Linked DNA regions of Mus musculus: regions 2 and 3 are each linked to region 1. A link is a loop called in an ENCODE intact Hi-C map of the cell type or tissue named here. Cell type or tissue: gastrocnemius. All regions are shown on one strand.

Region 1 (8,000 bases):
GAGCTCTTCCAGCTGGCTGACCTGGACACGTACCAGGGAATGCTGAAGTTGCTCTTCATGAAGGAACTGGAGCAGATTGTGAAGTTGTACGAGGCCTACAGACAGGCTCTTCTCACTGAGTTGGAAAACCGCAAGCAGAGGCAGCAGTGGTATGCCCAGCAGCATGGCAAGACGTTCTTAAGTTAACTTATCACAAGCCAAGTTTATAAGAGCTTTAAAATATTTTCAGATAAATGACTGCAAACAAGTTCTTTGGTTAATAAAGGTAACTTACTATTTGGAAGTATAAAATTCTAGTTTTACATATATTTTGTTATCAATTTTTTTTCTTTTATTGAACCAAGAAAGTTTTATCATTTAAAAAGCCAATATGGCATATGCTACCAAATGCTGTATTAGGAAACTGCTGGAGACTCTGGACAAAAAGTAGTACAGGAAGAGATTATCAGCATAAACAGGCATTAAATAGGAAACCGTCACTCTCTGACTTTTTATGGACACACCCTTCTTGTTTAGGAAACAGAAGAGGATGAGAGTACATCTGTGATCAGTTGCTACGTGTGGTGTCAAGTGTTTTCTGGAATGAGATGGTTTGACTATTACCATAGGTATAGTTCAAAATACAAAACAGGACTTGGAACCTTTATTGTAACAAGCTTGTACGTGTGTGGTCATCTCCCCCCCGCCCCCTCAGTCCCCCGACCCCCAATGTAAGGAACACCTTTGAAGGAGAAAGATGAAGTCTTTGAGGAATACATTCAGAAATACAGGACTATAATAAATACATGCCTCTTAGTGCGCAACTGTTGCTAATACGGCTTCCTTCCTTTGAGGCAGAGCACATAAGTACAGTTAGCATGGCTCTGAGACACAGCACAGGCTTCCTGACCACATAGAATACTGCCTTCCATCAGGGTGGGCTAAGTTGCCAAAAACGACAATCAGGGATCCAATAAGCAATCTTGGTCACTTAAGTAAATTTTATATTGCCTTTTTTATCTTTGAGAAGTATTTGTCATAAAGGTGTAGAAACAGGCTGTCATTCCTTCCTATTTTTCTTGCTTTGGGTTTAATAGTTGTTCATAATTAGTGCTGAACACTTGATTACAGATAAACTTATGGAACTTCCAGCTGTAAATCTAGAATTCTTGAGCTTCATAGCTCTTCAGTTGTGCTTACAAATGTTGTGAATATGTATATATATTAGTTCTTTTCCTAAGTATAAGCACTCCATGTTAGAAGTGACTTTGAATTATTGATAAAATTTCGCATTTGATTTTATATAACAAGTTATTAAATATATTTTTGTGGAAACTGTCTGGTCCTTGAATGCATGTTTTGGTATATTTAGTCTAATGTTTGATGCTTTATACTTGTTATGCTTTATCATTCTGTTCAGAAGGCCCACAAGCCTATAATGAAAAGAGAAGCTGAAGCTAAAATATGGCTACTGGGACATTATCAGGGGAAGAGAATTAGTGCGCATACGGCCAGCTGTCTGTAAAGAAGTGTAAACTTCTGTTCAGCTTGTAAGCTTACACACATTCTTCTGTCTCTCTTACTTTCTGTTCACCATTTCTGAGACAGTTAAAAATGTCTGCTTGGGCTCCCGGGTAGATGAGGCATTACCATTCTTCCATTACTAGTCTCTCCTCTGATTTATTTTCCTCTAAAGGGTTTAGTTTCGTTAACAAAATTCCACTAAAGATTTCAGTTATTAGAAATATATTATAGCCAGGTGGTGGTGGTAGTACATACCTTTAATCCCAGCACTTGGGAGGCAGAGGCAGGTGGATTTCTGTGAGTTCGAGGCCAGCCTGGTTTACAGAGCAAGTTCCAGGACAACCAGGGCTACACGGAGAAACCCTGTCTTGAACCACCACCGCCCCCACTGCACACACCCCCCTCCCCAACACACAAAAAGAAATATAGACTCCCTGGTTTACATGAACTGGAAGGATGCTACAGGTAGCAACATGTTTCTAATTTGGGAGGTGGGCAGGGCCATCACAAGTTGAAAGACAGCTTGAGCTGCATAGTAAAATCTTGTCTAAGGAGTAAATAAACTTTTTTTAAAATCAAAGAACTGGAAAGTACCTAATACAATTAGCTTGTATTTAAGATGTATATTTAAGTTTGAAGTGGGATCAGAAATAGTGTATGCTCACACCACCTTGAGCACCCAGTCTTGTCTTGAAATGGTATCAGAAAGAAAATGCACCTTGAACTGAGGCAGAATAGACCTTTCATGCCACACCAGACCTCCCAAGTAGTTCTAGAGCCAGTGAGCATTTGGTTTAATGTTAGGAAACAGTAAAGTTTAATAGTTCACATATTAAAAGAATAAACCTATGAAGAATACATTTGTGGTGTACCAAATGAAAAAATATACAGTGCAGTGAAACTCAAACACATGTACAAAACAATTTTTGTGCATTTTTGATCAAGAGATTTACATTCTATATTCATAAAGATATAAAAGAAACAATGTATAGTTTTTGGTAAAGCAACTTTTAAGCTCTCAAATATGTTTCAAGGTAAGAGCCTGTGGTATGTATAATATTATATAGATTAAAATCAAGCCTGCCAAGTTATACTGTGCTTTAACAAATAGCTATGTAAAATAACTTAAATTTTCTATAGAAATCAAATGAGCATATCCAAACCCAGAGTAATACTACACAATATTTAATTATAACCCAGTAGTAGAACTTAGAAAAGTCAAGCAGAACAAATCTATCCTCAAATTTACAAATACCTGAAATGATAATAGCATATTTAAAGACAGAAATGAGGAAACTGCACATTGACAAATAACCATGCATACATACATCTGCTCATTAAACACTGGAGTAAAGAAGTAAACTGTCCGAGTCCTCGGTCGGGTGTTTGGGTTTCACTCTAAAGGAAGCACTTTGCATGTTTGCATGGAAACAAAAGCTTTGATAGTTAGCTGACAAACGGTCATGCACCTGCATGTTTTTAGATTAAATTTTCTTCTTTTCCGGTTGTTGAGTAGGCTCTGACTTGGGTGCAGGGAAAGCTTGGTGACACAGGTGTCTGTGGGTTGCTGCTGCACTGTAAAGCTTGTATAACGCCTAGAATATAAGAACCAGGGTTAGAAGACACACAGGTCTCATTTCCTTTTTAGCTTATAGTACTATATAAAATTCAGCATGCTGAAGTCATACTTTTCAAATACATTTTTGTATACGGTGTGCATGCATGTGTTTGTGTGTGTGGGTGTATGTGGAGGCCAGAGGTTGTTGGGCATCTTCCTTTAATGCTCTCCACATTATATATGAGGCAGAGTCTCTCACCAGTTTGGCTAGTCTAGCCACCAAGCTTGCCCCAAGAATCGCATGTCTTCTAAGCAGAGGGATTATGGATGGGCCACCACATCCACCTGGCATTTGAGTAGATCTGAACTCAGGTCCTCAGCCTTGGGTGGCAAGTGATTTACCCACTGAGCCCTCTTCTCAGTCCCAAATTGATACATCTTTATATCATCACTCTCTCAAACACTGACTGGTGGGGGCTGAAGAGATGGCCTAGCTGGTTTGAGCACTGGCTGCTCTTCAGAGGAGTTGGATTCAATTCCTAACACCCACGTGATGGTTCCTAACTGTAACCAGTAATCCCAACCCCAAGGGATCTGATGCCCTCTTCTGGCCTCCACTGGGTCTGCATGTACATGGTACACAGACTTGACGTGCAGCTGAATACTCACACACATGTAAAACAAACAGCAGTTCCTACTATCTTAAAATGTAGAACAGTTTCAGGCCCACGGCCTGTGCTGGTGGTTAAGCTTATCAAGGTTTTACTCTCTGACCGAACCTCCTTTATCTTAAACATCTCCTAGAATATAGCCCAGCCCAGCAGCTTTCCATGTCCCAGACGGATATGTGGGCATCTCACCGTGAAGTACTGCCAGTTTTAGACAGCATAGATCTGTAACCTCCTGCTGTAATGTATCTTCCAGAACTGGCTACTTTTCTATGTTACGGGTGTGCTAGGTCAGCTAAAGGCTCCCTCTCCGTGCCCAGCTGGGCTCTCTTATTTCGTGTGCTCCCCGGCAGTGTCTCCACTACTCGGTTCTGACTGCGCAGACTCATTCAGAGCCACCACCTCAAAAAGCCTTTCACCACTGACGTGACCTCCTGATTATCCCTCGTATTACTTTAAAGGTGTTTGAATCCAAAGAATTTTAGGGCCTTTCTTACAAGTTTCACTGTGTGATCCAGGTTAGCTTCAAATTTATGATCCTGCTTCCTCCACCTCCTGAGTACTGGGATTACAGACACGTGCCACTACAGCATGCATTCACATATTTACATATTTCACATTTTTGGGTACTCCTAAGTATCTTTGTTTCTCCCCTCAGCTAGTGTAGAAGAGTTATCCCTCTGTCACATACTGAACACCCAATTCCGACTCATGTATTCTGGAGTGTGTAGTTTTGAATATTTTGAAGAACTGGGTAAAAGCTTATTATCTACTTAGCTATTCTCAAAAACCTTCTGTGATTCTGCATAGGTGTTTCCCTAAAGAGGATTTATTCATTCGTGTACTTCATATATGGATGCTTTGTCTGCATGTATGCCTGCACAGCAGAAGGCGGCATTGAATCCCACAGGACTACAGTTACAGACAGTTGTGAGCTGCCATGTGGGTGCTGGGAATTGAACTCAGGACCTCTGGAAGATGAGCCAATGCTGTTACCCACTGTGTCATCTCTCCAGCCCCTATAGCTGTTTTCCTAACACTAAATATGGTTAGTGCCATGTTCAGATATGTAAACGTGGTCAGTACAGCACGGTGTCACCCTAGTTCTGGCATGCTGCTGCTCCTAGTGTACAGAGCTTAATTCCAGTTCTCTTCAGGTATTAAGTTCCCCTGCCCAAGGTTTATGTACAAGCTGAAGTTTGATTTGTTCTTCTAGTGAAGTTAGTTTACTAAATCACGTCTTTGATGGAATCTACTCAGATTGTACTCCTGCTTGGTTTCACTGCAGAACTGCAGGGGATACCTGTGACGGTCGGTCTTCACCGTCAGCCTTACGGGATTTAGAGTCACTATGGAAGCACCTCTAGGTATGATTATACAGATGTTTCCAGAAAGATCAACTAGGTCAAGAACATCCACCCCGAGTGTGGGGAAGACTACTTATCCCATGGGCTGTGGCCTCAGACTGAATAAAAGGAGCAAACGTGCTGAGCGCAAGCATCCATCTTTCCCTGCTCCCTGCCGGCCGCTGCCACGGTCTCTTCTCATACTAAGCCAACCAAACCTTTGCTCCTGTGTTTCTGCTTGTCCACTATTTGACCAATATGGGGAAACTAAATACTACAACATTGAGCTGAAAACATGAACCTTGTCTACACAGAACTAAAATCAAACACCCTTTAATGACACTTTTGTTCAAATTAAGTCCTACATAATATTTGGAATATGTTAAAAGTTCATACAAATTTACATTTTATTTTTATTTTTTTATTTTTCGAGACAGGGTTTCTCTGTATAGCCCTGGCTGTCCTGGAACTCACTTTGTAGACCAGGCTGGCCTCGAACTCAGAAATCCGCCTGCCTCCCAAGTGCTGGGATCAAAGGCGTGCGCCACCACCGCCCGGCCAAATTTACATTTTAGAGAATATTTTCTAAGATTATGCTCTAAAATATCCTTTAATACCTAGTCAGTTATAAAATAGGAATATCATATTTACAAATAATATATCTGTTAATTAAAAAATGTTAGCTTACCTCATTTGTGCTTCCCTGTAGCAAAGGGAATTTTAAAAGGAAAATGTTATATCTTGCTTAATTCATAATTTTCAACTTCATTTGCAATATCAATTATAAGCATTAAGAAAAAATACTCCTGAAGATTTTTAAGTTTAGATTCCGTATTTTATCAGAATATTTTAAAGAACCCAATTCTGCATTTCAGATAAGTTTTAGCAGTGTGTTCTAGGAAGGTGTTGAGGTTTACACAGGTAACCCATCTTTAGCCTTGTGTGCATGAGCGCTGACAAGAGAGTGAGTAGTTTGGGAGGCAGTGTTATTTCAGCTTGAGTCCTCAAAGCACACAACTCATTAGTTACCCTTCTATTACAGAGTACAGACAGGTGTGCTCCTCACACTGCATACTGTCAGCTACCTCTAGATCACAATGGTCAAAAGCTTAAAACATAAAGTTGTATGGGCTCCTTTAATTTCCCTAACTTCTCACTAAGTAACTGAAGAGACTCTGGGACAGTAGTAAGTTACTGTCTTTCTTTCTTATATATTCCCACTGTCTTTCCTGTCCTTAGTTATTTGACCACCATGCCATGGTGGTCCTGACTCCCTCAGCTGAAGCTAACTAGACCAGCAGAGCCAGCAGCTGGCCCACAGGCAGCTACGTCAGAGGCTGACCACTGGCTCATGCTGCAGCTTAGTGCAGAAGTATAGGTCAATTACAGTCTGAAGTAATCTGATACTTAAAGGGAATGACATATAACCAAATGATTGTGGTTCACATATGCCCCTCACCAAGCCAGTGCTAGTCAAGGGCTAAGTTAAGTTTAACTCAAGGTCACGACAGCTAAATGACTGTCAGACACTACTAACACTATTAACTTCTCACACGGTAATATTTTAGAATCAGAGAGTAAAAATGCTGTTAATGTATGTATGTTTTAAATACTAAAATGTTAACTAGAAAGCAGTTGTGTAGGACTTAGTTAGTTGCTCAAATCTTGGTATACTGTAAAGTTTTAAAGAATGGGCCCAAGTCATGTTCACCTGTATATTTCTAATAGTGAATGCAACACTAATTACACAGCATGTGCAAACCTGAAGGTACTCTCACCTGGTCCCACAAAGCTGCAGCTACCTGGTCGATTACAGCACCCAGCTCTCGATATTCGCCAGAGTAGCGGATATATGCCCAGGTGCAGAGGGTGATAAGCGTCAGTCCCATGATCATGTTGCACAGGCTAGCTATGATGTCCAAACCAATGAATCCAGTCACACCAGCAATCACGTATGTGATAAAGATGACAACGAACAGTGTGGCTGGGGTTCGAGCAGCATGGAAGATATTTTTGCTGTCATTGTGCTTAATATACTGGATGTAGAGTTCATCTATTTCACTCTCCAGCTGCTGCAGGTAACGCCGGCTGAACTCTTCCCCGCCCATCTTCTTCACGCCTCGGAATAACTTCACAGATTCTTCTTTTAGCTGCAGGTGCTTGCTTTGCAGGTCGTTAGGGGCCAAAAATGGTTTATCACCACCACAAACCTGTCAGAAAGAGAGGCTTCTGTTTATGTAATATGGAGTAAATTAACAACTGTGTCCATGCCTTTTCTTGGAGTACACCAGAATGCTTCCTAAGAGTGATGGACTAAGGGGTGGGCTACACTTCCACCACCTCGAGACACTGCAGCCAGAACTGTGTTGTCAGTCAGAGCACAGTTACTATGAACAGCCTATTCAACTGCTATTGCTTAAAGTATAACGTATACAATTCATGCAGTGCAGAATTTTCATAATAAATGATTATATTTACTACACTTCTCTCAACAGTATTTTAGAGCCCATTTCTACTTTATTAAAAAAGTTCGGTACAGTAACATAGTATTTTGTGTTATGCTAACTACAGCTTGATACTCTCTGCATTTATGTATTTTGATTGCATCAAGAAGACAAGTTGAGGGACTGACTAAACATCTAGGTATATGTACATACGTAGCGATGTTTGCATGACAGAATTACTTGATGCATTTCTCACAGGCTGATTCCTGTCATCATCAGTCTGAACTAGTTGCCTCCATATCCACGAGGATTAACCACTAAATGTGGCTAGTATACTGCCTTATATAATAAAGGCGTTTTATGATTTCTGCTGGTGTTTTTCGAGACAGGGTTTCTGTGTAGCCCTGGATATCCTGTAACTAGCTCTGTAGACCAGGCTTGCCTCCAACTCAAGGGATCTGCCTGCTTCTGTCTCCCAAGG
Region 2 (8,000 bases), 85 kb before region 1:
TTAGCAGAAAAGGTAAGTCTACCTGCTTCCGATTTCCTGGTGAGCTGCCCAAGATGCCACTCGCCCAAAAGAGCAGAAGCAATGCCAAGAACATTTTTATGAGGGAACTGTTTGGGTGCCGGGAGGAACTTCTCAGGGTGTGACTGAGGATGGTGGCTGAGAGGGAAGCAAGCGTTGCTTGGCGCTGAGATGGGCTCCCTCCCCTAGCTGAACACTAGCTGAGTAGTTTCCTCCGCTTCTGATTGGTGGTGTCTCTGCTTCAGTGCCTCATTCTTGTCATATTTGGGAGCTTGGATGACCCCCAGAAGCTGGGATCTTTGGAATGTGATAGGTCAAAGAAGGGCCCTTGGGAATAATGACATCTTTGTTTTTTTGTTTTTTTTTCCGTCCTTTCTAGTTTGGTGACCTCGATCCCAGCAGTGCTGAGTTCTTTCTTCAAGAGGAGAGGCTGGCGCAGATGAGAAATGAATATGAGCAACAGTGCAGGGTGCGTGCGTGGCTCATGAGAACTAAGCAACACTGGAGGGCCTGGGTTCAAATCCCAGCCTCAGCAATGCCTGGGCTTGTCAGGCCACTGAAATCTATAGAAGGAAACTTCCTTTAAGCACAGTGCTTAAAGGCACCCAGTAGGCAGCTGCAGAGCTTCTGAGAAACATTGTGTAAAGTGCTTAGACCAAAGCCAGGGACATACAGAGCACATGCGTAAACTAGCTGTTAATATGACTCAGTGTCCTGGGCTGTAAGCAATCAAGCCAATTCCATTCTGGTCTACCTTATCTTGCTACTACATAGAGGACTCTCTAATTTTTTGCTGAGTGAAGAATTAATGTGGCTGTATTGATGTTCTTACCCCAAAATTAGCTTCCCTAACTGATCGCTGAGCCCTGACCACAACACAATTCGAGTGATGTCATCACCCCGAGAAAACCGTGCTCTACTTCAGCCAGCGTCTCCTATTGTCCCCATCCCCATCTCGGCATCATCCCTCCACCCCGCCCAGTTTGTCCTGCCCATCCTTTCCCCATCCCCACCCCCCTTCCCATGTCTCCCCCTCCTCCAATCCCCATCCCCACTCTCTCTTTACCCCTAACGCAGCACAGGCAACCACTGGTCTATTTTCTCTCAGCTAACAACTGGTCTTTTGCGAAGGGCTCTTTTCACTTGGTGATAGTGTCCTGGTTCATCATGGTGTTGTATGTATCTGTTTTCTGTTCCTTCCCGTGGCTGAATAAAGTCCCATCGTATAGATATGCGGCATTTTGAAATCAGCTAATAGACATTTGGGTTTTTAGGGGCTATCATGAATAATGGTCCTAAGCAGATTTTTGTGGGGGCATATACTATATTTCTCTTGGGGTTTATACCAGGAGGCTTTCTGCTGAACCACAAGCTAAACCAATGTTTAACTTCTAGGGATTGGCAGAGCTCCTGCAAGCTTATTTTCTATGTTAATTTCCTACCACATGCATGTCCTCACCCACCACATCTTCATTTACAGCTGTGGTCATATCCTATCATAGGATTTTATCATTCCCCCTGTAGCTTCTAATTGGTTGTTTGTATATCTTCTTTGATGAACTTTCTGATATAGCCTTTGTCCACTTTTAAGTTGAATTCCTTGAATTTGATTTCTAATAATCTTTATAAATTCTAGTTACAAGTCCCTTATCTGATAATTAACCAAACTGTCCTCCAATTACATAGTCTCTTTACTTTAAATTTTTAAAAATTTTTTATTATGTTTATGTCTTTGTCTGTGTTGTTTCTGCACATGAGTGCAGTCCCACAGAGGCCACGGGAAGGAATGAGATCCCCTGGACTGGGAGTCCCGGGTGATTGTGGTCCACCTGACATGGGTGCTGGGAACCAAACTCAGATCCTGTGTGTGAGCGAGACGGGCTCTTTCTTTGCTTTTATCCGCTCTGTTTTTCTTGGTGCTTTCTTGGTGCCGCGTGTAAGACTGGTGTTTTTTTTTTTTTTAAACTCCAGCTATTACAAGACCAAGTGGATGAGCTTCAGTCTGAACTAGAAGAATACCAGGCTCAAGGCAGGGTGCTCAGACTCCCCTTGAAGAACTCGCTGTCAGAAGAACTCGACGGTCACAGTGGTGGTATTGAGCCCGACCAAGGTAAACACATTTGCACACAATCTTTTTGACGTCTGCGTTTGACCTAGTTTGTGCTACAGTGGCTGGGTGGAGCACTGCAGAACACTGGCATCCTGGAGTTCAGGGAGGGAGAGACTTTGGCAGTCTCATTTATTGAGCAACGTCACTTGTGGCTGGGTTTTTTTTTTTTTTTCCATTTGTCCTTGAATTCTTTACAAAAAGTATTTGTGATTCTGATATTGCTGATTCTTCCCTCCCGCACCATGGCCGCTTGGTATGAAGATGGTTTGGAAGTTATAGCCAGTTACACACCACAGAACCCGTAGCTGATTTTCATAGGCTGCCTGGGCTAAGTGCCTTATTTGCCTCTGTCAGAGCAGCAAGTTAGTTAAGAGCTCAAGCCTGTGGCTTTGAGGGAGATAAGGAGGAGTGAGGCTCTTGGGTGGGCCTGCCTGGGGGCCACCATGCAATCCAGCTCCTTGCCTGGGTCCCTCCTGCCCCTTTCCTCTGTACATTGGGTTTTAATTTGAGCAAGGTTCCTGTGTGCTCTGCTGTTCCTCATGCCGTCTCCCTTCCCTTTGGTCATTAAGAAGGTAGCTTTTCCCTTCCCTCCCCTCTCTACTGTGGGATCAGCAGGAGTGATCCAGGAGGAGGTGTCAGAAGTTCTGAGTCCTTCTCTCTGATCCTTGATTCACCAGGTGCAGCTCTTCCACCTGAAGACTGTTCCAAGAAACTTCTGCCATCTTGGACGGGGTGGGGGGATGGGCCAAAATATGTGAGGAGAAAGCCCAAGGCAGGCCTGTCCATCCTGGGTGTTAGAACTCTGCTCATGAACAGTTCTCCATCTGCCTGTGTATCTCCAGATGAGAAAAGTATTTTTTGAGTCTCCCTGCCCTAAGAGATCTCTGCCTAGCAGGGAATATACTTGACCTTGTGCTAGATCAGCCCTCGACTTCTGCTCATGATTTCAGTTTTCCCTTGGTGCTTATTGTGGGCAGTGGGAGAGGTGAACCCTATGAAGGCATTGAGACTCCTCTCAGTTGCCTGCACCCATGCCCCTGACCCGTCTGGATGAAAATAACGTAGACACCTGGTAAAACAACTAAAACAGTATTGAGGGATGGACTGGCATCTTGGCCCCTGAAGTTAGCCCCATAATACAGAGCAGTAGCGGTGCTAGCCACTTACATCATCCCTCTGAACTTGTCACTGGGTACTTTCTGGATAGACAAGAAGTCAGACAAGAAGTTGGTTAGTTTGACCAAACTCCCTCATGCTGTTTCCCCAGCACATAGCCCTTTTTCTTTTTTTTAAAGATTTATTTATCATTATATCTAAGTACACTGTAGCTGTCTTCAGATGCACCAGAAGAGGGCATCAGATCTTGTTACGGATGGGTGTGAGCCACCATGTGGTTGCTGGCATTTGAACTCAGGACCTTCGGAAGTGCAGTCGATGCTCTTAACCACTGAGCCATCTCTCCAGCTGAGAGCTCATGTTCAACATATTCCACACACACCCATTTATCATTCAAAAAGGCGGATTCAACTAAGGCTTGGCGTGCTGCCCATGTTTAGAAGGATCTCCTTACCTGCTTCCTCTTGTTGCCCTGATGCTTGAATGTGGTGGATCCCATTGTTCCCAAGCACTTCACAGCTGGGAAACGAGGCTGAAAAGGAGTCCTTAGTGAAGCCATGCCCCCTTGCCAGATGCCAGAGTATGCCAGTGAGTGGGCCTGAGGCAGGCTCGGTGGGTTCTGTGTGCTTTCAGGGCCTGGATCTGAAGAGTGCAACCCCCTGAATATGAGCATTGAGGCAGAGCTGGTCATCGAGCAGATGAAGGAGCAGCACCACCGGGACCTGTGTCACCTGAGACTGGAGCTGGAAGACAAAGTGAGTCCTGAGTCCCAGTCTGACCCTGAGTCTTGTCAGCGTGTGGGCGGACCTGCTGCCTTCTCCTCTCAGACCAGCACTTCCTGTGCATTTCTTCTGGAGTTCAGAGGCTGCCAGGAACCCATTTCCTCAGGCTGAAGTCAAGGCCTGTTCTCTAGTCTCTCCAGAATGTGATGTGTGCTTAGTCCCTCATATTGTAATACACTAATTATGGTGTTTTTAACTTGTTAAAAAATAACTCAATTGAAAAAAAAAAAAAACAACCAACCCTTTCTTTGATGTAGAATCGCTTCCTAGATTAGATACAAGCTCTAATCCTTGGCCTCTCAGTCCTGCACTATGTGGCTTCCATTCACCTTCACCATGTTTTTGGTTTTCTTTTTATGTATGGTTATATGTGTATGCATGTTCACGTGTATGCATGGTTAGATGTGTATGTAATGGTTATATTGTGTTTGCATGTTTATGTGTGTATTCATGGCTACATGTGTATACATGTTCATGTGTATGCCTACTTAAGTGTGTGTATGCATGGTCATGTGTGTATGTATGGATACTTATGTATGCATGGTCATGTGTGTATACATGGGCATGTGTGTATGTATGGATACTTGTATATGCATGGTCATGTGTGTATGCATATTTTGTGTATGCGCGGTCGTATGTGTATGCTTGGTTATATGTGTATGCATGGTCACGTGTGTACTGGTCATATGTGTATGTATGTATACTTGTGTATGCATGGTTACATGTGTGTATACACGGCTCCCCCATTGGTCTAGCTAATTGGCTTGCCCAGGGATCCTCTGCCCCCCGACACTGACATCACAGGTAAGAGCCACCATGCCCAGTTTATGTGGATTTGAGGGATGGAGCCCAGGTCCTCTTTACTCAGTGCCGCTCCCCAGCCTCTGCTTCTCTTGTTATGACTCCACTGAGCAGATCCCCACGGGTGCCCCTTTCACCTTCCCACTTCCCTACTACAGCCTTAGGATCGTAAAATATGTGTTTTAAGTCTTCAGATGTTTCTTGAACTCTGTAAGGAAGGCACGCAGAATGCCGTATGAAACACAAAGTTGGAGAAGAAATTGTTAGTTCAGTGATAGCCAGGAGCTCGATGGCCAGCCAGCCTAGCCTGTTTGGTTTGTTCTGAGCTAGTAGTGAAAGACCTATCTTAAAAAAAAAAAAAAAAAAAAAAAAAAAAAAAAAAAAAAAGACGTGGTTGGTGCTTCAGGAATGGCACTGTGGTTGGTTGTCCTCTTGCCTACACATACACACACGTGCGCGCGCCTACACACCTACATGTACATATATGAACACTCACATACCTAAGTCAATAAAGATAGACCTGGCTTCACTTAGTATTTTACTTCAGGTAATTTTGAGCTAAGTTTGCACTTTCAATGAGAACGAGAAAACGAGAGTGTCCTTTGGGACAGAAGCACCTGTTGCACCCATACCCCTTCCCCATATCACAGAACCCAGTCATCCCGTGGTTTCACTGTCCGGTTCTAGGTGCGCCACTATGAAAAGCAGCTGGATGATACCAGGGTCGCCTCTGAACAGGAGCAGGCAGCCATGAAGCAGAAGTATGAGCAGGGAGTGCACACCTTGGAGAAGCGAGTCAGCGAGCTTCGGAGTGAGATTGCAGACCTGGAAGGGCAGGCAGCCGTGCTGAGGGAGGCCCACCACAAGGCCAGCTGCAGGCACGAGGAGGAAAAGAGACAACTGCAAATGGCGTTCGATGAGGAAAAGGCTCAGCTCCAGGAGGAGCTGCGGCAGGAGCATGAGAGGGAGCTCCAGGCCAGGCTGCAGCAGGCAGCGGAGAGCTTTCGCCAGGAGAGAGAGGGACTCGCCCAGGCTGCCTGGACTGAGGAGAAGGTGAGAGGCTTGGAGCAATCTTACCAGGAGCAGCTGCTGAGCCTGGAGGAGAAGCATGCTCTAGAGAAAGAAGAGCTGAGGGAAGAGCTCTCGGAACATCACCGAAGGGAACTCCAGGAGGGAAGGTAAGAAAATGAGGGGACCGTGAACTACTGGACACTCTTTCTCCGGAGTTCCTGTCAGCCAGGGAGGACTGGAAAACGGGATCGGGGTTGGGGGAGCAGAGCAGAGCAGCCCATGGATTTGAGTAGGTTCTTTCAAAGTTAATCAAACTAGTTTTGTCTTGTTCACCAGGAAGTCTCCTTTGGTCATTGGAACTGTTCTGGTGTGTATGTATGTGGGAGAGGGAGGGAAGACAGGCAGTCAGAGGAACTGTCCCTGCGTGACACTTACTGTCTTCCTGTGCTCAGATGAGGACCAGATCCTTTCTACTGCAATGCTGTCTGATGCTCTCTGAGGAAACCCATTCGTACACTGGATTTGGAATACTCATATTTATTCCCCTTTACGAAATGGCATATTGTGTTTACTGTCCTTGTGTGAAATCCCAGGTATAACTGAGAGATTTCGAGTTTCCCACCCTGTTTAATGCAGAGCTCTTTTGTTAATTAAGCAAAAACAGAAGAGAGTTATTAATGTGCCTGTTTTATGCAGCTGAAATCCTATGGTGCCTCTTTCAAAATATTTCCCAGCTGAGGAGTGAGGTCACTATGTCTTTGGTCATTCAATGTGAAATGCCAGTATAAGGCATCATTAAACCACATAAGTACATTCAGGAAGCCTATTAAAGGATTTGGTTTCGTAAGCTCCCCCTGCTTCAGAGAAAGATAAGTTTCCTGGATTCCTGGTCCCCAGAAGAAAGAGCCTCTCCCCGAACACACGAATGGCCTAGGAACCAGAGCATTGTAGGAAGTGGTCCCATTGTCTGCCCGGCAGCCTCCTTTTTGTATGGGAAAATGTTGGGTTTGCTTCCGGAGTTGGCAGCAGTCTCAGTAATGCTGTCTGTTGACCACATTTAGGGAAGAAATGGAAACAGAGTGTAATAGAAGAGTCTCTCAGATAGAAGCCCAGTGCCAGGCTGACTGTGAGAAAGTCACTGAGCACTGTGAACAAACTCTGCAAAGCCTCGAGGTTCGCCACCGCCAGGAGCTGAGGGACCTCTTGGACCAGCACCTGGAGGAAAGGTCTCAGTGGGAGTTTGAGAAGGATGAGCTTACACAAGAGTGCACAGATGCCCAGGAGCAGCTGAAGGAGGCGCTCCAGAGGGAGAGGGCGACCGCTGCGGCCATGAAGCAGGAACAGGAGATACTGGAGAGGACATACAAGGACCGTTTGAATATCCTGAGCACGGAAAGAAAGCAGCTGCTGCAAGACCTGAAAGACCTACAGAACGCATCTGAGAGCCAGCATGGCCTCCTGTCTGGCCAGATACTTGAGCTGAAGAGAAGTCAGGAGAGAGAACTGAGGGACCAAGGGCAGGCGCTATGCCAGACGGGGGTCTCTGAGCAGCTGGCCAGCCAGCAGCTCGAAAGGCTCCGGGTTGAGCATGAGCAAGAGAGGCGAGAAATGACGGGCAAGCTTGCCGCCCTGGAGAGCGCCCACAGAGCAAGCCTTGAGAGAGCAGATCAAGAGAAGGCGGAGATGAGCACAGAAATCTGCAGGCTTCAGAATACAGTCAAGGACATGCAGCAGGCAGCATCTCTCTTGATGCTTCAGGGTGGCTGCCAGGCAACGGCAGGGGAGGAGGCAGAAGGAGATGGAGCCATGTCCCTGCTTCAGCAAGGCGAGCAGCTATTGGAAGAAAACGGAGATGTCCTCATCAGCCTGCAGAGAGCTCACGAGCATGCAGTGAAGGAAAATGCAAAGATGGCTACTGAAATTTCCCGATTGCAGCAGAGGCTGAAGAAGTTAGAGCCGGGGTCGGTGATCTCGTCTTGTTTGGAGGAGGGGACGTCTGAGATTTCTGGAAGTTCCAGGGAACAAGTAGAACCCATAATGAAACAAGGTCCAGCCACCAAGCACTTCCTGAGCGATCTAGGAGACCACGAGGCCCGGGACCTGGCAAGTACCGGGACAAGCTCCGTTCAGAGGCAGGAGTGCAAAACCGAGGCGTCGGAAGC
Region 3 (8,000 bases), 55 kb before region 1:
ATGGAGTTATCTCCAGGGAGCAACAAAAGGGTTCTTCCCACACACTTCCACCAGGCTTTGTCCTGTTTAAGGGACCAGGGACTACGAAGCCATGAAGGGATGGATCCTGGGCTCAGTACTCGCTGCTTAGCACCTTCCTTGGTAGAAGGCCCTCCACTGACCAAGCTTTGTCCTTGTCCCTCAGATGCAGCCCCTGAGGTCCACTGTGACGCGTAGCCCATCCTCTCACTGGGATCTGCAGTTGCTCCAGCAGCAAGCCTGTCCGATGGTGCCCAGGGAGCAGTTTCTGCAGCTTCAACAGCAGCTGCTGCAGGCAGAAAAGAGAAGCCAGCACCTGCAGGAGGAGCTCGAAAACAGAACCTCCGAAACCAACACACCACAGGTACAGAGTGTTCTTCTCCCGTCCCCTTTACCTTCGTTTGAAAAATAAACCGGTCCAAAGGTGGGGATGAAGAACCCCATGTCCCACCATTGTTCTGTCCCCATGAGTACGTGCCCACAGAACTGCAGGGCCACACTTGCTTTGGTTTTACAGTTTCCTTCCAAGCTCTCTGCTTATAAGTCAGCAGGTCTATATGCTGGGCCTCCTTTGCACACTTGCATATGACGGAGGATCAGGGTTACTTGTGTATAGTACATAGTTGGCCCAACAGTCTTGTCACAAGCTCAATCCTGGGGTAGGTATCTCTGCTGACAGACAGTCTCAGTTCTCCCATGCGGTGTGGCCCGCCAAGGTCTGAGAAGTCACAGGCAGGGGTTCTTTATAACCAATGATATAGAATATGCAGTTCGTTAGCACCCTGTTCTTAGTTACCTAGTTCATTTCACTCAATATTTCAAAGAATCAAATTCAAAAAAACACTTAAGCTGCAAATAGTTATTCCTCCTTAGTACATAATCTCCATTTTTCCCAAATTTATTCTTACCCATATAATTACTAGTGAGAAATAAAAATAAAATGTCTCCTTTGTCAATTCTTTCTAGTTTAGAAATGCTTAAGGCCCAGTTAATATTTGATAAGAAGTTTTCCAGTTTCTTAATCCCCTCAGAGGAGCTTTGCCAGTCACCTTAGCTTAGGAGGCTGCATGGTCCACTCTGCTCTCTCCTCTTATTGGTAGATAGCTGTGTTGTGCTGTGCCGTGCTGTGCCATGTTGTGCCACGCTGTCCCATACCGTGCTGTGTCGAGCCGTGCTGAGCCGAGCCGTGCCATCCGCTCATTCTTCTTAACAAAACCTCCAGAAGTCTTTATGTGCTTGCTCTAACAGGCCACGTTGTAGCCGCGTTCTGTGTGCCATCCTCACCTCCCGTTATTAGAGTCAGCTTTTAAGGTGATTGTCAGGGTGGACGGCTCAAGCTCTGCTCCTGCTTGCCACAGACCACCTCCACTCCCAGCATTGGGGTGGCATTTTATAATAAAAACGGCTATGGCTCAGTACGAAAGGGAAGCTTCAGCGCTTCGTTGTGTAGTCGAAATCTGAAGCCTTGTCCTGTTTTTGAAAGGCTCCCCTAGTGATGTGGCTAAGATGTACTCATTGCTCTCCCAGACGCACTGTTTTGTAAAGTATGCTTTTCCTAGTCTGCTCATCAATATTTGAGAATTACAAAAGAAAAAAAAAACCTATGCCAATAACTCCAGTATTAGACAGAAACTATTAAGAAAATCCTTCAGCCAGAGAAGAGCTTGTTTGTTATGCAGTAGAATGGCTTCTAGGCTTTTTTCTTTTTCTGGCTGCTGAGCTGACTCTAATTTTCAGAAAACTGCACATTATACAAATCTGCACGGTGCCTGTGAACAGAGTGAGGAGTTTCGTCTGCCTTTGTGTTGCTTTGCTTGCACGTGGAGTGTGACTGTGTGTGCTTGCAGGAATGTGTTTGTATTGTAAGTGTGTGGACTTGACCCCCCCCCTAACCTTGACACCAGGGTGAAGTATCCCACTGCCTTCTTTCCCTAGGCTTTGCTACTGGAGCAGCGAGCTGTGCATGCAGATTCCTGCAGAAGGATTGGGCACCTCTGAAAACTGGGCTGCTGTTGATGGCATTTGTTACCACGACAGAGTCTTAAATGCACACATGCACACACGTACATGCACACCGCACACAGACATGAGCTGGGACATGTTGGAATCAAGTGCTCTTTTAAAATATTTGACTGTTACCATCACTGTTAAAGCCTTCACAGTATTGTCTCTTACTTATGTAGACATGAAAGACTTTGTGATTCAGTCACAAACTTCTGCTTGCTACAAATCAGCTTATTTATATGGTTTAAAGAGTGGATTTAAGAGTCTTGAAAGGATATATTCTATATATTTTCTAATTCCATATGTTGTTAATTATTTTTAAAAGAAGGTACTACTTTTATATATGGAATTTGAAGAAAATCAGGGTTATTTATACTGTTTTGTATAAGATGTATCATACTTTTGACAGAAAAAAGGGAAATTTTGATGCAACAATAAAATAAAATTTAAATGTATGACTGTCTTCTTTGTTTTTCTTCTGCCTTCTCCTTTGTAGCACTCAGTGTCTGTTGAATTACCTGCTACTGTGGTTTTCTGTTTTGTTTTCTGAAGCAAGCATCAGTCATATTTCAGCTCAGGTTTGAGCAGCCTCCATTCTTTTCAAAATATGTCTTTTAAAAAATACTTAGCTATTACCCAATCGCTAACACCTGAACCACAATAATAATAATTGATAATAATCTCAAGGACTTGAAGTACCTCCTAAAATGTGAAATTCCTGGTGTAGGCATTTTTATAAGTGAGGGTATGAGCAGTGTCGTCTCTCTCAAGGTCACTTTGCTTCCTCAACTCAAGTCTCCTCACTCCCACCCTTGTTGTAGGAGGAGGAGAGGAAAGGCCACGCCTCTTCCTGTCCTGTGGTTTTATCTAGGTTTGAATGTCTGTGAGGAGATGTTTTCACCTCTAACCTGCTCTGATGGTAAATGAATCCTCTAGTCCAATGTTTGCTTTACATTGACAAGTCACTGGGAATCAGATGAGTCGGGTAACTGGCAGGAAGAAGTTCAGTATGATGAAGAAAAGAACCAATCCTTGGATGGTCACCAGTCATTTCAAAGGAGAATGAGAGATGTGTGCTGCAGCTGATGGGAAGCATGAGGCAACCCCAAATAACCCAGTGTTTGCAGTGTTCAGAGGCCTACAGGATCACAAAGACACAACTCACAGTGGAAAGTCGGTCCCCTGTTTTAATTTACTTTGAATAGCCACTATGTTAAAAGTGCACATGGGTTTCAGTTGGGAGTTTAAGAATTGACCTCAGGGGATGATGAGCCAAGGTAAGAGCCTGGTCTCTTCCTGGATTCCTCTATGATAATGCTACTTTTCTAAGGTATTGTCCATGTGTGCAGTACCTAGAACTCCCATTACATCAGAAACCTATCCTCTGGTTATGAAGGAAAGCACCGGCTGGCCTCTCCGTGTCTCCTATGGGGAGAGTCATTACCAGTACCTCTAGTTGGCATGATTTTCAAATGATAATACACTTCTTTCTCCCTCTTCTCGTTAGGGAAACCAGGAACACCTTGTAAATCTCATGGAAGAACGAATGATAGAAGTTGAACAAAAACTAAAGCTGGTGAAGAGACTTCTTCAAGAAAAAGTAAACCAGCTCAAAGAACAAGTAAGCCTCTGTCACTTCTATTTGTCCTGACATTCCAGTTTGTATACAGACTCTGTGTGTGCGTGTGTGTGTGTGTGTATGTGCGTGCATGTGTGTGCGTGTGTGTGTGTGCGTGCGTGCGTGTGTGTGCGCGTGTGTGTGTGTGTGCGTGCATGCACACACAACCTCAGGTATTAGTCCTTGGGAGCTGTCCAGTGTTGTTTAGAGGACCTGGGTCTCTCTGATTAGGCTAGACCCATCTCTTCCTCAGCACAGGGATTCCCTCCGTGAACCACTCGCTATATCCAGTTTTTTAATCTGGGAACTGCCTTTCTCATTTTATCACTTTATTGGCTGAGCTATCTCTCTAGCCTCAACATTCCAGTCTTAACTTCAGATTTTGCATCTTTGTATTGCTATTAATTTGTGTTGTTAATACATGTTAATTCTGCTGGAGATGTCTAGAAAACTTAGGAATCACTTTCATATAAGCCTCAAAATAGGAATTCTGCATTCCACATTTTTTTTTTCCAAAACTCCACTGAGGCCATATACAGTTGTCCACAATTTTATAAATATATATCTGCTAACAGAAACTCTTACCCAAAGTGTTCCTAATGAAGTTCAGTGGCTCAAACCAAATACAGATTTTTTTTTAATCCAAGATATGAAATATACATCTCTAAGTAAACAGAAAAGGATACATTTGGTTTTTTAAATTGGGTAATAAGTGTAACACTGGCTTTCCTGTTCCCTGTACCTTGGGCTGATGAGATGTTTTGCCCCCAAGCCCGACAGCCTGAGTTCAATATCTGGACCATATGTGGTAGAATGAGAGAATCAGTTCCCATAAGTTGTCCTCTGACTTCCACACACATATATACGCATGCCCCCCCCCCACACACACACATTAAATAATCAAGCAAACAAATATTTTAAGTATCTTATGGCTATCACCAGGCTCCAAAAGGATATGCTTTGTGTGGGGTCTGAACTCCTGGTTCTAGACTGTTAAACAACTTGATCTTTTTACCTGCTAATTACAGACATGACCACTCTGTTTAAAAACTACCTGTGTATGCAAAAAAGAAGCCCCCCCTTGTCAAACGTGACCGCCTCCCAGAAAACTGAGACTGAGACAAACTGGTTGGGTACAGAGCGGAATTTGCCAACCCTGGTTTTGTAAATTCATAAAACCTAAGAGCATCAATTCCAGGAGAGAGGTCTGAATGCAGATGCATGCAAGAGCAGATGCATGCAAGAACAGGTGCATGCAGAAATGTTCCTTTGCTCTGTATCTTAAACAGAGGAGTCGGGCGGAAAAACCCATTTGTGAGCATTTGTCCAGGCAATCCTTTGTGTGTTCCTGTGGCCAGCACAAGTTGCTACGTGTCACATCCTGTTCTGGGCACTAGAGACTCAGCTGTCAACAAAGTGAAGGCCCTGGGCATGTGGAATGTAAATTCTAGCATGCCTACAAGAAGCCAAGAATTTCTCCAGATGGAAGCTTTAAAAATAAACAAGAGATAACTCTATTTTCAGTATGGGATCACAAGATCTAGAAGCCTAAAGAGAGCTTCCTGAAGGCTTCTTAAAGCGAATCTAGAGAGCTGGGTAGGCAGATATAGGGAGGCAGTCTAGGCTGCAGTAGCTTCACAGAATGGGGAAAACACACAGGGTGTGCGCGTCTATAAATGCAAGCCACTGCTAGCCCATGCTGTCCTAAGAGAAGAGACTAGAAAGGAGAGGAGAATCCGCTAAGGAGAAAGCATTTATTTCTATGCCTAATAGTTTTTGAATCTTGTCCTCTAGGCAATGAAGGGTCATTGAAATGTCTTAGTTGAAAGAGAATTGGGGGAAGGAAGGAATGGTGAGTTATGACATTTCAGTCACAAGTAAGTTCTCAGGTGTACTATACCTGCCGTTGCCTAAATTGTTATGACCCTAGAAATGGTCATAAACCAGCCATTCTGTAGCCACTCGTTATTGTGTTACCTGCTTGAGTCTGCTATACAATGAGGAGTATAAGATGTGGGAAAGAAGATTGAAGGCAGGGACAGAAGCAAGAATTAAGGTACCAAGTTTGGCTAACAAATGTGCCCTCTCAATACTCTTAACTATAAGAGAGGGTATACCTTTGTGGGAGGGGTTGGTAGAGAAGAGAGGAAAATGGGGTTAAGGGAAGCAATTGCCAAAACGATTCCTGAGCTACATGTTGAGACATCTTGTTGTATTTATAAATATTACAGGTTGTAGTGTTGAGTAGTGAAGCACATTTGTTAAGAGCGGATGTTAATGCAGTTGTCATCTCAAAATGCTATGTTGGACAAGCATTTTTGGTATTTTTTTAAAGATGAATAAAGGAATAGCACATATTTAGGTGGGAAAAAATTCATTTTGGAGCCCTTAAAAAATAATCTACTCTTTGTTTTGTAGTATGGCTTTAGTATCAGACTTGATATTTGGGAATACAAACAGAATGAATCCACATTTCTGTTTGCATATACACTGGTAAAAATTACTATTACAAAGTGCACAGCTAGCAGAACTGATCTGCCGTTATTAAGTAACTTCCCCTGTTTTAAATTGGGACTGGTTAACAGAAATGGAATCAAGATGTTTCTGGTTCTGTCCTAGCTCTGCAAGAACACAAAAACAGATGCCGTGGTGAAGGATTTGTATGTCGAAAATGCCCAGTTGTTGAAAGCTCTGGAGATGACTGAACAGCGCCAGAAGACAGCAGAAAAGAGAAATTTCCTCCTAGAAGAGAAGATTGCCAGCCTCAGTACCATCGTCAGGAACCTGGCACCAGCACCACTGACTTCTATGCCTCCTCTGAGGTCATAGCCAGCCCAAAGGATGCACACCAAAGGGCGCACTTGCATTTGTGCGCTTTCCTGACACTATTGGAACGTCTTAATAGGCTCTCCGAACCCTCTAACCAAAAATTTTCAGCGGCTTGAAATCAAGCCTACCCGAAGTCTGCCAGCAATGGAATTGGAGGCTCCAAATGGGTGCTTATTGGAATTTCACAAATCACTATTTAAATTTCACTATTTAAATTACTCATAAGCACTGAACTTTTACAGTATGTTCTGGATAGCTACCAAGAATGAAATTAAGTTAAGGACCTTCAAGTCCTAGTTTTTAATGTTTTAAAACTGCTATTATCGGTGTATGCAATCCAGGTTCTTTTTAAGTTTGATATCTAACTAAAGTGGTTATTATTATAATTGTTTTTGAAAACATTTAAGTACTGAAATCATTCGGCTTACAATACTTTAGTCTCTTTGAATTAATCGGCTGACTGCAGTTGTGTTCAGAGAAGGCTTGGCCAGTAGCTAGCCACCCAGTAGCTAGCCACCGAGATCAGAGAAGTCCAAGTTCTATAAAACTCTGACTTCTGATGCCATTCTTCCTACTCTTGCTGTACAACAGATTCAGAACTTACTCAGCTGCACTCTTAACTAAGGATAAAGCTTTACTTTCTTTAAACAGCCCTTTCTCCTCCTCCTAAAGCTTTTGTTTGGGACCCTGTCTTCTAAAAAATTGTTAAAACTGTACTCGTAACATTACTGAACTATAGTGAGCCTACGGACAGACCGACCACTTTGGAGTAAAAAGCCACTCTTGGAAGAAGATCACGTGGAGCGTGGTGGACGTAGTTTCGTCTCTCCCAAGCCTTGGAGTTCGTGACATACCTTTGAGTTTGTATCAAAAGCTCAGGGAATGATTTTTAAACTGTCTTCCTGAACTACTTGCTGCCTGGCCTAAGAACTGTGTACTGACATCATTCGGCTTACAATACTTTAGTCTCTTTGAATTAATCGGCTGGCTGCAGTTCTGTTCAGAGAAGGCTTGGCCAGAGATGTGTAAACCACACAACCTTTTTTGTCTTATATATTAACAGCCATAGACTTTTTACTTCTACGTTTTAGTGCACTTAATTATCTGTAAAGGCCTTGACTGTAGAGTTAAAAACCTCTCCTACTTATGAAGAGTTTTTACTGTTTGTTTAATACAGGTCAAGAATTCCGTGCTTCTGACCTTTTGATACCTCATATATCTGAACTTACGAATTTCGTACTGTGGAAAACATTGGCTATCAAGGGTAAAGGGGAGAAATTAGAGCGTCACTTTACAAGGGGTACAAGAGAAAAGTAAACCGCTGTGTTTGGGAAGGGACACAAGACAAGTCAGGCTGAGAAGTGACATGACTGTGAGGAAATCTTGAGCCATTTCCATTCCACCATGACTCTTTGGGACCCAACTATCGAGACCCACCAGCACAGAGCTCCCTCTACCAAGTTCATTACACTGTCTGTGCTCCAGCAGTTCACACTGGGTTTGCACTACTATGCCTATCAGAAGATCCTGA

What was found. A loop is a pair of places that touch in the nucleus more often than their neighbours do. Peaks named below come from ENCODE experiments on the same cell type or tissue, not always from the same donor. Only the 100,000 strongest peaks of a DNase experiment are listed, where the experiment ranks them.
Region 2: it touches region 1 in a loop (2.7-fold over the local background); 6 of 42 quality-filtered maps call a loop at or near these places.
Region 3: it touches region 1 in a loop (2.4-fold over the local background); 2 of 42 quality-filtered maps call a loop at or near these places.

What each region holds. Positions count from the first base shown.
Region 1 is chr12:69,958,326-69,966,325 of GRCm38, reverse strand. Atl1 (atlastin GTPase 1) reads right to left here. Exons shown (of 15, transcript NM_178628.5): 13 at 6,854-7,285; 14 at 5,764-5,778; 15 at 2,241-3,098. The coding sequence ends at 2,988. It overlaps Sav1 (salvador family WW domain containing 1), which reads left to right. Exons shown (of 5, transcript NM_022028.2): 5 at 1-1,314. The coding sequence ends at 186. It also overlaps the pseudogene Gm3086. Among named protein-coding and RNA genes, the nearest start is that of Gm52003, 10 kb to the left of the region's middle. In gastrocnemius, a CTCF peak has its summit at 3,673 (motif pointing left); a DNase peak (open chromatin) is centred at 3,657; H3K27ac peaks cover 2,186 bases.
Region 2 is chr12:70,043,152-70,051,151 of GRCm38, reverse strand. Nin (ninein) reads left to right here. Exons shown (of 29, transcript NM_001081453.1): 11 at 1-12; 12 at 398-487; 13 at 1,990-2,128; 14 at 3,878-3,999; 15 at 5,515-6,005; 16 at 6,900-8,000. Among named protein-coding and RNA genes, the nearest start is that of Gm23579, 52 kb to the right of the region's middle. In gastrocnemius, a CTCF peak has its summit at 3,480 (motif pointing right); DNase peaks (open chromatin) are centred at 7,423 and 7,579; H3K4me3 peaks cover 167 bases; H3K27ac peaks cover 4,078 bases.
Region 3 is chr12:70,013,216-70,021,215 of GRCm38, reverse strand. Nin (ninein) reads left to right here. Exons shown (of 29, transcript NM_001081453.1): 27 at 185-382; 28 at 3,530-3,643; 29 at 6,260-8,000. The coding sequence ends at 6,469. Among named protein-coding and RNA genes, the nearest start is that of Gm23579, 22 kb to the right of the region's middle. In gastrocnemius, no CTCF peak of the experiment used is centred here; no DNase peak of the experiment used is centred here; H3K27ac peaks cover 2,945 bases.